Linked DNA regions of Homo sapiens: region 2 is linked to region 1. The links are chromatin contacts, found by POLR2A ChIA-PET in ENCODE. All regions are on one chromosome and are shown on one strand. The core of a region is the stretch at or near the end of the contact, and the rest is flanking DNA. Distances in the headings are between cores, read along the strand shown.

Evidence for each region. ChIA-PET counts read pairs that join two places held with the same protein, here RNA polymerase II (POLR2A).
Region 2: POLR2A ChIA-PET joins it to region 1 with 9 read pairs in GM12878. The contact joins two enhancer-like sites. POLR2A ChIA-PET finds 5 or more read pairs at or near these places in 2 of 52 experiments (GM12878 and activated CD8-positive, alpha-beta memory T cell).

Annotation. Positions count from the first base shown.
Region 1 is chr9:6,680,333-6,686,299 of GRCh38, reverse strand. No RefSeq gene overlaps it. Among named protein-coding and RNA genes, the nearest start is that of LINC02851, 21 kb to the left of the region's middle. RefSeq lists enhancers at 2,574-2,833, 4,402-4,521, 4,592-4,881, 4,347-5,095, 5,002-5,381. Within about 2 kb of position 4,624, at least 41 of the 41 ENCODE cell types and tissues checked have a DNase peak (open chromatin) inside an H3K27ac peak, as active enhancers do; they include GM12878, where a contact is called at or near this core.
Region 2 is chr9:19,158,624-19,164,621 of GRCh38, reverse strand. No RefSeq gene overlaps it. Among named protein-coding and RNA genes, the nearest start is that of PLIN2, 34 kb to the right of the region's middle. Within about 2 kb of position 2,766, at least 16 of the 41 ENCODE cell types and tissues checked have a DNase peak (open chromatin) inside an H3K27ac peak, as active enhancers do; they include GM12878, where a contact is called at or near this core.

The sequences.
Region 1 (5,967 bases), core at 3,375-5,874:
TTGGCTCATCCTTGTAATCCCAGCAATTTGGGAGGCTGAGGCTAGAGGATCACTTGAAGCCAGGAATTCAAGACCAGGCTGGGCAACATGGCGAGACTCCATCTCTACAAAACGTAGAAGAATTAGGCAGGTGTGGTGTTGTGTGCCTGTAATCCCAGCTACTCGGGAGGCTAAAGCAAGAGAATTGCTTGATCCCAGGAGGCAGAGGTTGCAGTGAGCCAAGATCATGCCACTGCACTCCAGGCTGGGTGACAGAGCAAGAACCTGTCTCAAAATAATAATAATAATAATAATAATAATAAATATATGGCTGTAATCTCAGCACTTTGGGATGCCAAGGCAGGCGGATCATGAGGTCAAGAGATTGAGACCATCCTGGCCAACATGGTGAAACCTCGTCTCTACTAAAAATACAAAAATTAGCTGGGTGTCGTGGCGCGCGCCTATAATCCCAGCTACTCAGAAGGCTGAGGCAGCAGAATCGCTTGTACCTGGGAGGTGGAGGTTGCAGTGAGCCAAGATAGCACCACTGCACTCCAGCCTGGCAACAGAGCAAGACTCTGTCACAAAATAATAATAATAATAATAATAATAGTAATAATAATAATAATAATAATAATAATAGGCCATGGCTGGGCGTGGTGGCTCAAGCCTATAATCCCAGCACTTTGGGAGGCTGAGGCGGGTGGATCACCTGAGGTCAGGAGTTCAAGACCAGCCTGACCGATATGGTGAAACCCTGTCTTTACTAAAAATACAAAAAATTAGCTGAGTGTGGTGGCGGGTGCCTGTAGTCCCAGCTACTCAGGAGGCTGAGACAGAAGAACTACTTGAACCTGGGAGGAGGAGGTTGCAGTGAGCGAAGATCACATGACACTGCACTCCAGCCTGGGCAACAGAGTGAGACTCTGTCTCAAAAGAAAAAAAGAAAAAAAAAAGGCTAGATGCAGTGGCTCACACCTATAACCCCAACACTTTGGGAAGGCAAAGGCGGGCGGATCACCTGAGGTCAGGAGTTCGAGACCAGCCTGACCAACATGGCTAAACCCCATCTCTACTAAAAATACAAAATTATCTGAGCATGGTGGCGCATGCCTATAATCCTAGCTACTTGGGAGGCTAAGGCAGGAGAATCGCTTGAACCCAGGAGATGGAGGTTGCAGTGAACTGAGATCATGCCATTGCACTCCAGACTGGGCAACAAGAGCAAAACTCCGTCTCAATAAATAAATAAATATTAAACATAAAAATAATTTCATCTTTGTAATGAAGAGGGTGGAGCATGGGGAGAAGGAAATCTTCCTGAACCAATTACAAAGACCTCATGTCGTGCGTGCATGGTTTAACAGCAAGTTTTTTCAGCATTTGCTTTCTTTTCCCTTTTTTTGTAAGCAAACAAACAAACAAACAAACTCTACTCTCTGCCTATTTATGCCTTCAGTAACTATTTATGAAGTATTTACGGCGTACAACTTAGTACATGTCTCAGTCTGTGGCAAATGATGGAAGCCTAGAAAACACATATGGACAAGGTCAATCCTCTACCCTTGAGACCACTGCAGTCTCATGGGGGAAATAAGACAGTTACATAAAATGTCATAGTGTAAAGTACAGTTTCTAGCATGCACATTTTTTGGTGGCACAGCACAAATTAAGTATTTTTTCTCATTTTTTATTTTGTTTTTTTGAGGCAGATTTTTGCTGTGTCACCCAGGCTTGAGTGCAGTGGCGCCATCTCAGCTCACTGCAACCTCCACCTCCCGGATTCAAGTGATTCTCATGCCTCAGCCACCCGAGTAGCTGGGATTACAGGCACCGCCACCATGCCCGGCTAATGCTTTTTGTATTTTTATTAGAGATGGGGTTTCACCATGTTGGCCAGGCTGGTCTCGAACTCCTGACCTCAGGTGATCCACCCGCCTCGGCCTCCCAAAGTGTTGGGGTTACAGGCATGAACCACCATGCCTGGACAGAAATTAAGTCTTACTAAGAGGCATTTTAGGCCGGGCGCAGTGGCTCACGCTTGCAATCCCAGCACTTTGGGAGGTCAAGATGGGTGGATCACCTCAGGTCAGGAATTCGAGACCAGCCTGACCATTATGGCGAAACCCTTTCTCTACTAAAAATACAAAAATTAGCCACGCGTGGTGGCAGGCACCTATAATCCGAGCTACTCAGGAGGCTGAGGCTGGAGAATTGCTTGAACCTGGGAGGCGGAGGTTGCAGTGAGCCGAGATCGCGCCACTGCACTCCAGCCTGGGCAACAGAGCGAGACTCCCTCTCAGAAAAAAAAAAAAAAAAAAAAAAAAAGAGGCATTTTACTATTTTATATTGGGTAAGCATGGAAAAGGAGGCAAACTAATTTATTTGAGTGTGTAGAGAAGAAAAAGCAAGTTTTCCTTAACCATGGTAAGGTTCATGGCTGAGACTCCTATAACAAAATACAGATTAACAAGAGAAAAGCATACAAATTTGTGTAATATAAGTTTTACATGATGGGGAGTCTTCCTAAGGAAATGACCCAAAGAAAAGTCTGTGTACTTTTATGCATAGGTTTGAGAAAGTGGATAGTTGTGCAGAAGTATGATTGAACAAAGCGGGTATGATCTCACGGTAATAAATTGGGGGCATGAGATTAGCAAGACCTGTTTGTTCAGATTATTCTTGGTGTCCCTGTGTGACATTCCTTCCACCCTGATATAGGGCAGGACACCTGCCACATGAGGGTTTTCAAGAGAGATAAGAGGATGACCTTCCTAGGCTTTATGGCCTGCTTCAGAGACGGGTGAGGGAGATGTGACAGTGGCCTTCCAGTATATGCTGTTTTCTCAACTTCCAAGGTGCTATGTTTGGGGGTTGGGTTTCCTATGCCATATCAGTGCTTACAGTATGACAAGCAGCATGATGAGTGCTTTACAAAGCCTGCACTACATGTCAGGTAGTTTTTACTCATTTGTAAAATGAGCAATCTTCATTTTAGAAAGACTGACCAAAGGCCCAGTCATACAGATAGACGGTAGAATCCGGAATTGAAACTAGCTTCCTAAGCTACAATGGAGTGAAGCAAAAAAAGGAACTAAAACTAGGTCTAGGCTGGTAGGCTGGGTGCAGTGGCTCACGCCTGTAATCCCAACAATTTGGGAGGCCGAGGCAGGTGGATCACGAGGTCAGGAGATCGAGACCATCCTGGCTAACACGGTGAAACCCCGTCTCTACTAAAAATACAAAAAATTAGCCGGGCTTGGTGGCGGGCGCCTGTAGTCCTAGCTACTTGGGAGGCTGAGGCAGGAGAATCACTTGAACCCGGGAGGCGGAGCTTGCAGTGAGCCGAGATCGCGCCACTGCACTCCAGCCTGGGCAACAGAGCGAGACTCCGTCTCAAAAAAAAAAAAAAAAAGATTTTGAAGCATATGTTTCAACAGAGCAGATGGAGAAAGTTACGTCAAACGTCTTGAGAGGAGGACATGGAATGCCAAACACAAGGATCTAAAAACGGTAGTGGTGCTTTAATCCCACTGCCTTGGGACAGTGACGGAAATCAGGGACAAGAAGAAATACATTTCTTGAATTGGGCAGCTGAAAACCTAAAAAAATCGCTATCAAGTCCATTTATTTGTGTGTGTACATTTATTTATTTGTATTATTATTATTATTTGAGATGGAGTTTCGCTCTTGTTGCCCAGGCTGGAGTGCAGTGGCTCATCTCGACTCACTGTAAGCTCCGTCTCCCGGGTTCAAGCGATTCTCCTGCCTCAGCCTCCTGAATAGCTGGGATTACAGGCACGCACCACCACGCCCAACTAATTTTGTATTTTTAGTAGAGATGGGGTTTCTCCATGTTGGTCAGGCTGGTCTCGAACTCCCAATCTCAGGCGATCCGCCCACCTTGGCCTCCGAAAGTGCTCGGTTTACAGGCATGAGCCACTGCGCCCTGCCTGCATTATTATTTTTTAATGAGACGGGGGTCTCACTATGTTGCCCAGGCTGGTCAGTAACTCCTGAGCTCAAGCAATCCTCCTGCCTCGGCCTCCCAAAGTGCCATTTATATTTTATATACTCTAAAGGACCATGGGGCAGATACAGCACAGGCGGAAAGTCAGCTTTGAGTTAAGCCTGTTGGAGATGTAACAATACCAGGCAGAAACCCAGAAAGATGGGGCGTAGGGCTGGGTGCAGTGGCTCCCGCCTGTAAGCCCAGCACTTTGGAAGGCCAAGGCAGGCGGATCACTTGAGACCAGGAGTTGAGACCAGCCTGGGCAACATGGCGAAACCCCGTCTCTACCAAAAATATAAAATTAGCAGGGCGCTCACCTGGAGTCCCAGCTACTCAGGAGGCTGAAGTGGGAGGATCGCTTGAGCCCGGGAGGCGGAGCTTACGGTGGGCCGAGATCGCGCCGCTGCACTCCAGCCTGGGTGATAGAATGAGCCCCTGTCTCAAAGAAAAAAAGAAGGAAAAAAAAAAAAAAGAAATGGAAGCAGTGTAGGACCGAAGACGTCTGGGACGGAAGCTCACCCCCAGGAAGGCCTAGGGAGAGAGGCACCGGCGACGTGTCTGCACCACGCGTCACCGGCACGCGCGGTCCACACTCCAGCGCCGGGTCTCGCGAGAGCCCCAAGCGCGGAACCGAATCTGCAGGCGCGCCACTCTTTGCCTGCGGCACCCTTCCTCCAGTTCTCAGGGTGATGGTCGCGATAGTTGCACCAGCACATGAGGGCGAAAACCTCTTGTGCTGCCTCCCCGTGACTGCCAGTTCCCGGACCACGTTCTCCCCAAGAGCCCAAGAAGGGCAGACAGCCAGGCGCGCTTGGCTGGTCTCGGGAGGAGGAAGTGGCGGAAGTGGGATTTGGGAAACAATCCTGGAGTCGGTGTGCTACGCATGCGCCGAGGGAAGCGGCCAGGCGGGTGGAGGCGGTGACCGCGCGGAGGCACCGGCGGCCCAGAGGCTTATAGTCTCGCGCGCACAGCAGCGCGCTACGCGGCCATCACAGCACAGCCGATCCAGAGTCCAGTCACGTGACCCGCTCGTGGCAGTCCGTGTGGGGCACTGTAGTAGCATTTAGTGAGTCAGGCGAACCTAGCGGGCTGCCGCCCCAGATCAGTTTCTCCGTCAGATTCCATTTCTCCAGCGGCACCTGAACCGGCGCGGTCCTCTGCGTCTTCTTGCTCCCTGGGGATGGGGCCCGGAGCCCCCTTCTTCATAGAAGGGAAAGAGATTTGAGCAGGTGGAAGGAACAGGTGCCCAGGACGCTGTCCCGACGCCCACACGATGCGCTGAGACCTGAGCTTACCCTCGCGTGTCCCATCGTGCGGTGGTTCTGTCGCGGCCCTATGGGGAGGGACTCTGTCAGACGGGGACGTCACGAGGCGGCCTTGCCGGGCAGGGTATTGGGGGTACCGGCTCCATAGTTTAACTCCGCCTAGTAGTGACCGCGTCTTTTTGCGGTTTTCCTCAGTCCTGTGGCCGGAGACCTCTGCAGTCTCCCTCCCGCAATGGAGACGTCCTAGGAGGTCTTCTGTTTCCATGTTTAGGGAAATGGGAAACCTACATAGTTTAGTAACAAATTGAAAGAGTAGTCCAAAGTCTTCCAACAAAGAAGACTGCAAGCCACCATGGCTTCCCTGGCAAATTGAACGATATATAAGAGGAAAACATAATTCCAGTCTTTAATAGTTCCAGAATAAAAGGGGGAAGGAAGATGAAAGCGGGTAACACTTTTAAACTTTTTAATGGCCTAGCATAACCCTGATAGGAAAACCTGACGAGAACAGCGAATGGAAGGAAAAGTGTATGCAAGTTTTGCTCATGAGTCTAGACGGGAAACTCTGTAAGCAAAATATTAGCAAAATCTAGTATTATGTGAAAGGAATAATACCATAGCCAAGTTATGTGGTTTTTTGTTTTGTTCTGTTTTGTGGGGGTTTTTTTTTGAGACGTTTTGTTCTTTTTTTTTTTTTTTTTTGAAACC
Region 2 (5,998 bases), core at 1,517-4,016, about 12 Mb before region 1:
CTGGGACTACAGGTCGCGCCACCACGCCCAGCTAATTTTTGTATTTTTAGTAGAGACAGGGTTTCACCATGTTGGCCAGGCTGGTCTTGAACTCCTGATCTCAGGTGATCCACCCGCCTCAGCCTCCCGAAGTGCTGGGATTACAGGCATGAGCCACCACGCCTGGCCCTATAATACTAAATGTTTTATTGCACATTAATAGTTAATCCTCGTTCAAACCTAGGTGATAGGTCCCTTTAATACAAAGGGACACTGAGCCCTGTGGACATTAAATAACTTGTCCATGGATGCATAGCTAGTAAAAAGGAAGGCTGAGATTCTTTTTTTGTTTGTTTTTGAGACAGCATCTCATTCTGTCGCCCAGGCTGGAGTACAGTGGCACATTCATAGCTCACTGCAGCCTTGACCTCCTGGGTTCAAACAGTCCTCCCACCTCAGCCCCCAGAGTAGCTGGGACTACAGGCACATGCCACCACGCCAGGCTAGTTTTTGTATTTTTAGTAGAGACAGGGTTTCACCATGTTGGCCAGGATGGTCTCAAACTCCTGACCTCAAGTAATCAGCCCGCCTCAGCCTCCCAAAGTGCTGGGATTATAGGCATCAGCCACTGTGCCCAGCCAGAAAGCTGGGATTTTTTTTTTTCATTTTGTAAGTTGTTACCAGATGCTCCTTTACTTTTTCTTTAAAAATGGTTGTTTTAATTTTTGACCAGATGACAGTCATAGTTCAAAATTGAAAAATACACGAAACTTCCCTTTTAATCTTTTTTTGTTTATTGAGACAGAGTCTCACTCTGTCACACAGGCCAGAGTGCAGTGGCCGGATCTCGGCTCACACTGCAACCTCCGCTTCCCATATTCAAGAGATTCTCCTGCCTCAGCCTCCCAAGTAGGTGGGATTACAGGCATGTGCCACCACACCTGGCTAATTTTTCTTTTTTCTTTTTTTTTTTTTTTTTGAGACGGATTCTTGCTCTGTCACTCGGGCTGGAGTGCAATGGCACCATCTCAGCTCACTGTAAACTCCACCTCCCGAGTTCAAGCGATTCTCCTGCCTCAGCTTCCTGAGTAGCTGGGATTACAGGTGTGCACTACCACGCCTGACTAATTTTTGTATTTTTAGTAAAGACAGGGTTTCACCATTTTGGTCAGGCTGGTCTCGAACTCCTGACCTTGTGATCCGCCCCCCCTTGGCCTCCCAAAGTGCTGGGATTACAGGAGTGAGCCACTGCGCCCGGCCACTTTTTTGTATTTTTATTAGAGACCGGTTTCACCTTTTTGGCCAAGCTGGTCTTGAACTCCTGGCCTCAAGTGATCCGCCCGCCTCAGCCTCCCAAAGAGTTGGGATTATGGGCGTGAGCCACTGCGATCAGCATTGCTAACTTCTTCAATACCCTTCCAGAGATACTTACTGAACAAGCAGCTATTAAGTAAGTATTTCTACACTTTGGGAAGTCAAAGCGGGAACATCACTTGAGCTCAGGAGTTTGAGACCAGCTTGAGCAACATAATGAGATCATATCTCTACTAAAAATAAAAGAAATTGGCCGGGCGTGATGGTACGTGCCGGTAGTCTCAACTACTTGGGAGGCAGAGGGGGGAGGATTGCTTGAGCCCAGGAGGCAGAGATTGCAGTGAGCTGTGACCATGCCACTGCATTCCACCCTGGGCAACTGAGTAAGACCCTGTCTCAAAAAAAAAAAAAAAATTCCCCCGTTTTATTTTTTTTTACAAAGGGTAACAATTTATACCCTGCTCTGTATCTTGCTTTTCCATTTGGATAACTTTCCACATTGTCATACCCATAATTTATTTAATTAGTTCCGTATCGATGGACATTTAGTATCTTTCCAGTCATTTTTTATTGTAAACAATGCTGCTGTGAATTACCTGGTACATATGGAATTTTGCAAAGGTGAAGCTAGTATTATAAACCAAATCTGAGTGTAAAGCCACTAAGCTGTGGCACCACACTGCCTCCCAATGTTGTTAATTGACTTGAGAAGATGATTCTTCCTGACTCCTATTTTTTTTTTTTTTTTCTGAGACAGAATTTCGCTCTTGTTGCCCAGGCTGGAGTGCAGTGGCGACATCTCAGCTCACCTCGAGCTCCGCCTCCTGGGTTCAAGCGATTCTCCTGCCTCAGCCTCCCGAGTAGCTGGGATTACAGGCATGCACCACCATGCCACACTAATTTTGTATTTTTAGTAGAGATGGGGTTTCTCCATGTTGGTCAGGCTGGTCTCGAACTCCCAACCTCAGGTGATCCGCCTGCCTTGGCCTCCCAAAGTGCTGTGATTACAGGTGTGAGCCATCGTGCCTGGCCCACTCCTCTCAATTTGATGAGCATACTTTATGTTTTAATCTTCCTGATGCTCAGCTCCCAGCTCCAGGTGCAGCCACCCTTGAATACCTGTGAAATTCATAAACATGCAATGTCCTCCAGCAGTCCTCTCTGGGAACCTCATCCACATGCAGATGACCCTGATGAGAGTCTAGAAAAGGGAAATAATAAACTCAGAGCACTTGAGAAAGATTTCCTTTTCTTATAAGTTAAGGTGAATGTACTTTAGGAAGTAACCCAGAAAGGGAAAGTGTCTCTCTAGGGCACATGGAAAGCCTTTCCTAAGGTGAGACAATGATCTGACTCTTGCAAAGACTGATTGCATACCAGCATCTTGAGCAATACGCCACCTGATCATGTGTGACACGTAGCACAGATCTTTTTTGTGTTGTGCAACCTTTCACTTTGTGCATGGGACTAACTTTGCTCTAGATTGGAGTCATTTCCTGTTAAAATGTTACATCTACTTTGTGGTGCTAAGAGGCTTACTGGTCTTATGATAAGACAGATAAATGACTCAGTAACTGTCTCTTCCTGAACTTTGGTCTAATTTGTGTTACAATGACATGTACTTCCCTGTGAACTTTCACCTAGATAGCTGATTCCCTGAAATTATTAAGAGTACTGCAGGTGGGCCTAATAATCCTCTTTATTGATTTTGAGATATCTAAACACTTCATAAATATTAGCAAATACGTGTAAAGTTAAAACTCCTTTCTTTCTTTCTTTCTTTTTTTTTTTTTGTGAGACAGAGTCTTGTTTTGTCACCCAGGCTGGAGTGCAGTGGATCAGTCTCCGCTCACTGCAACCTCTGCCTCCCGGGTTCAAGCGAATCTCATGCCTCAGGCTCCCAAGCAGCTGGAATTACAAGCTCGTGCCACCATGCTCAGCTAATTTTTTGTATTTTTTAACAGAGATGAGGTTTCAGCCATGTTGGCCAGGCTGGTCTCAAACTCCTGACCTCGAATGATGCACCTGGGTCAGTCTTCCACTGCTTTGGGATTCCAGGCATGAGCGACTGGGACTGGCCAAAACTCCTCTATCTCACCCATAAAAAACAGCACTGGTCTATAATTTTCATCTTGTGGAAATACTAATAATTAATATTGATAGAGTCCTTACCACACACTACGTATTGTTCTAAGCCCTTTAGGTAATACTCTCATGAGGTGGGCTCTATTGTTATTATCCCCATTTTATTTTTTTATTAGATTTTTTTTTTTTTTTTGTCTGGGCATGATGGCTCATGCCTGTAACCCCAGTACTTTGGGAGGCAGAGGTGGGTGGATCACTTGAGGTCCGGAGTTTGAGACCAGCTTGGCCAACATGACAAAACCCCATCTTTACTAAAAATAAAAAAATTAGCCAGGTATGGTGGTGCATGCCTATAATCCCAGCTGTTGCCTCAGGAGGCTGAGGCAAAAGAATCCCTTGAGCCCAGGAGGCAGAGGTTGCAGTGACCTGAGATCGTGCCACTGCACTTCAGCCTGGGCGACAGAACAAGACATCATCTCGAAAAAATTAAATTAAATTAAAAAATAATAAATAATTTTTTTGGAGACAGCATCTCACTGTATCGCCCAGGCTGGAGTGCAGTGGCACGATCTCAGCTCACTGCAACCTCCACCTACCGAGTTCAAACGATTCTCCTGCCTCAGTCTCCCAGGTAGCTGGGATTACAGGCGCCCACCACCATGCCCGGCTAATTTTTTGTATTTTTAGTAGAGACGGGGTTTCACCATGTTGGCCAGGCTGGTCTTGACCTTCTGACGTCAGGTGATCCACCCACCTTGGCCTCCCAAAGTTCTGGGCTTACAGGAGTGAGCCACCACACCCTGCTTTTTTTTTTTTTTTTTTAAGAGACAGAGTATTGCTATGTTGCCCAGGCTGGACTTGATCTCCTGGGCTCAAGCGATCTACATGCTATAGCCTCCCAAGAAGCAGAGGTTAAAGACCTTGCTCCAAATCCACCCGCTTTGTGAGAGCGTCCTTGCAACACTGACCTCAGTCCTCCTCCCACTCTGACTCTAAATAAGCTGCTTCTTCAGCTGTGTCCTCAAGGCATGGTATATCTGATTCTCTCTGTAGATCACATTCCATCCCCCATGTAGTACATTTTGCTGTTTATAATCTGTTGTAGAACATAGGCTCCTTGAGATTGAGAACTGACACTATTTCATTTCTATATCCCTTTGCAAGTTCTACTTAGGTTTCTGCAACCTCCACCTCCTGGGTTCACACAATTCTCCTGCCTCAGCCTCTGAGTAGCTGGGATTACAGGCGCGTGCCGGCACACCTGGCTAATTTTTGTATTTTTAGTAGAGACGGGGTTTCGCCATGTTGGCTATGGCTGGTTCCAAACTCCCGACCTCAGGTGATCCACTCACCTTGGCCTCCCAAAATGCTGGGTTTACAGGCATAAGCCACCATGCCCGGCCACATTATTCACATTTCAAGTGCTCAATTGCCATACCTGGCTGGCAGCTAGTGTATGAGCAACACAGACACAGGGCATTTCCATCACTGTAGAAAGTTCAACCAGACAGTACTAATCTGGAAAGATCATTGGTACAGATCACTGGAGTTACAGTTTGTTTGGTTTTTTGTTTTGTTTTGTTTTTTCTTTCTGAGATGGAGTCTTGCCATGTCGCCCAGGCTGGAGTGCGATCTCAGCTCATTGCAATCTCCACCTCCCAGGTTCAAGTGATTCTCCTGCCTCAGCCTCCCAAGCAGCTGGGACTACAAGCGCGTGCCACCACACCCAGCTAATTTTTTGTATTTTTAGTAGAGACAGGGTTTCGCTGTGTTAGCCAGGATGGTCTCGATCTCCTGACCTCGTGATCCACCCGCCTCGGCCTCTGAAAGTGCTGGGATTACAGGCGTGAGCCACCACACCCAGCCTGGAGTTACAGTTTGTATACCATTAAGAAACTGTTCTGGGAGGGTGGGGGCAGTGGCTTATGCCTGTAATCCCAGCACTTTGGGAGGCCTAGGCAAAAGGATCCCTTGAGGGCAGGAGTTCAAGACCAGCCTAAGCTACATAGTGAGACTCCATCTCTACAAAAAATGAAAAATTGGCCAGGCGTGGTGGCTTGCCTCTGTAGTCCCAGATGCTCAGGCGGCTGAGGCAGGAGAATCACTTGAGCCCAGTAGGTCAAGGCTCCAGTGAGCCATGGTGGCACCACTGCACTTCAGCCTGGATGACAAGGTTAGACTGTCTTTCAAATAAATAAAAGAAAAAAGCCAGGCGAGGTGGCTCACACTGTAATCCCAGCACTTTGGGAGGCCGAGGCGGGCGGATCACGAGGTCAGGAGATCGAGACCACGGTGAAACCCCGTCTCTACTAAAAATACAAAAAACAATTAGCCGGGCGCGGTGGTGGGAGCCTGTAGTCCCAGCTACTCGGGAGGCTGAGGCAGGAGAATGGCGTGAACCCGGGAGGTGAAGCTTGCAGTGAGCCGAGATTGCGCCACTGCACTCCAGCCTGGGCGACAGAGCGAGACTCCATCTCAAAAAAAAAAAAAAAGAAAAAAACTGTTCTTGGGAGCACTTGAGGGTAACATTGATCATAACATCGTCTTGGAGAATAACTGTTAATGATTTACCTTTAGAATATTCCACACTTGGTAAATGACTTAGGCTTACAGTAGAGAA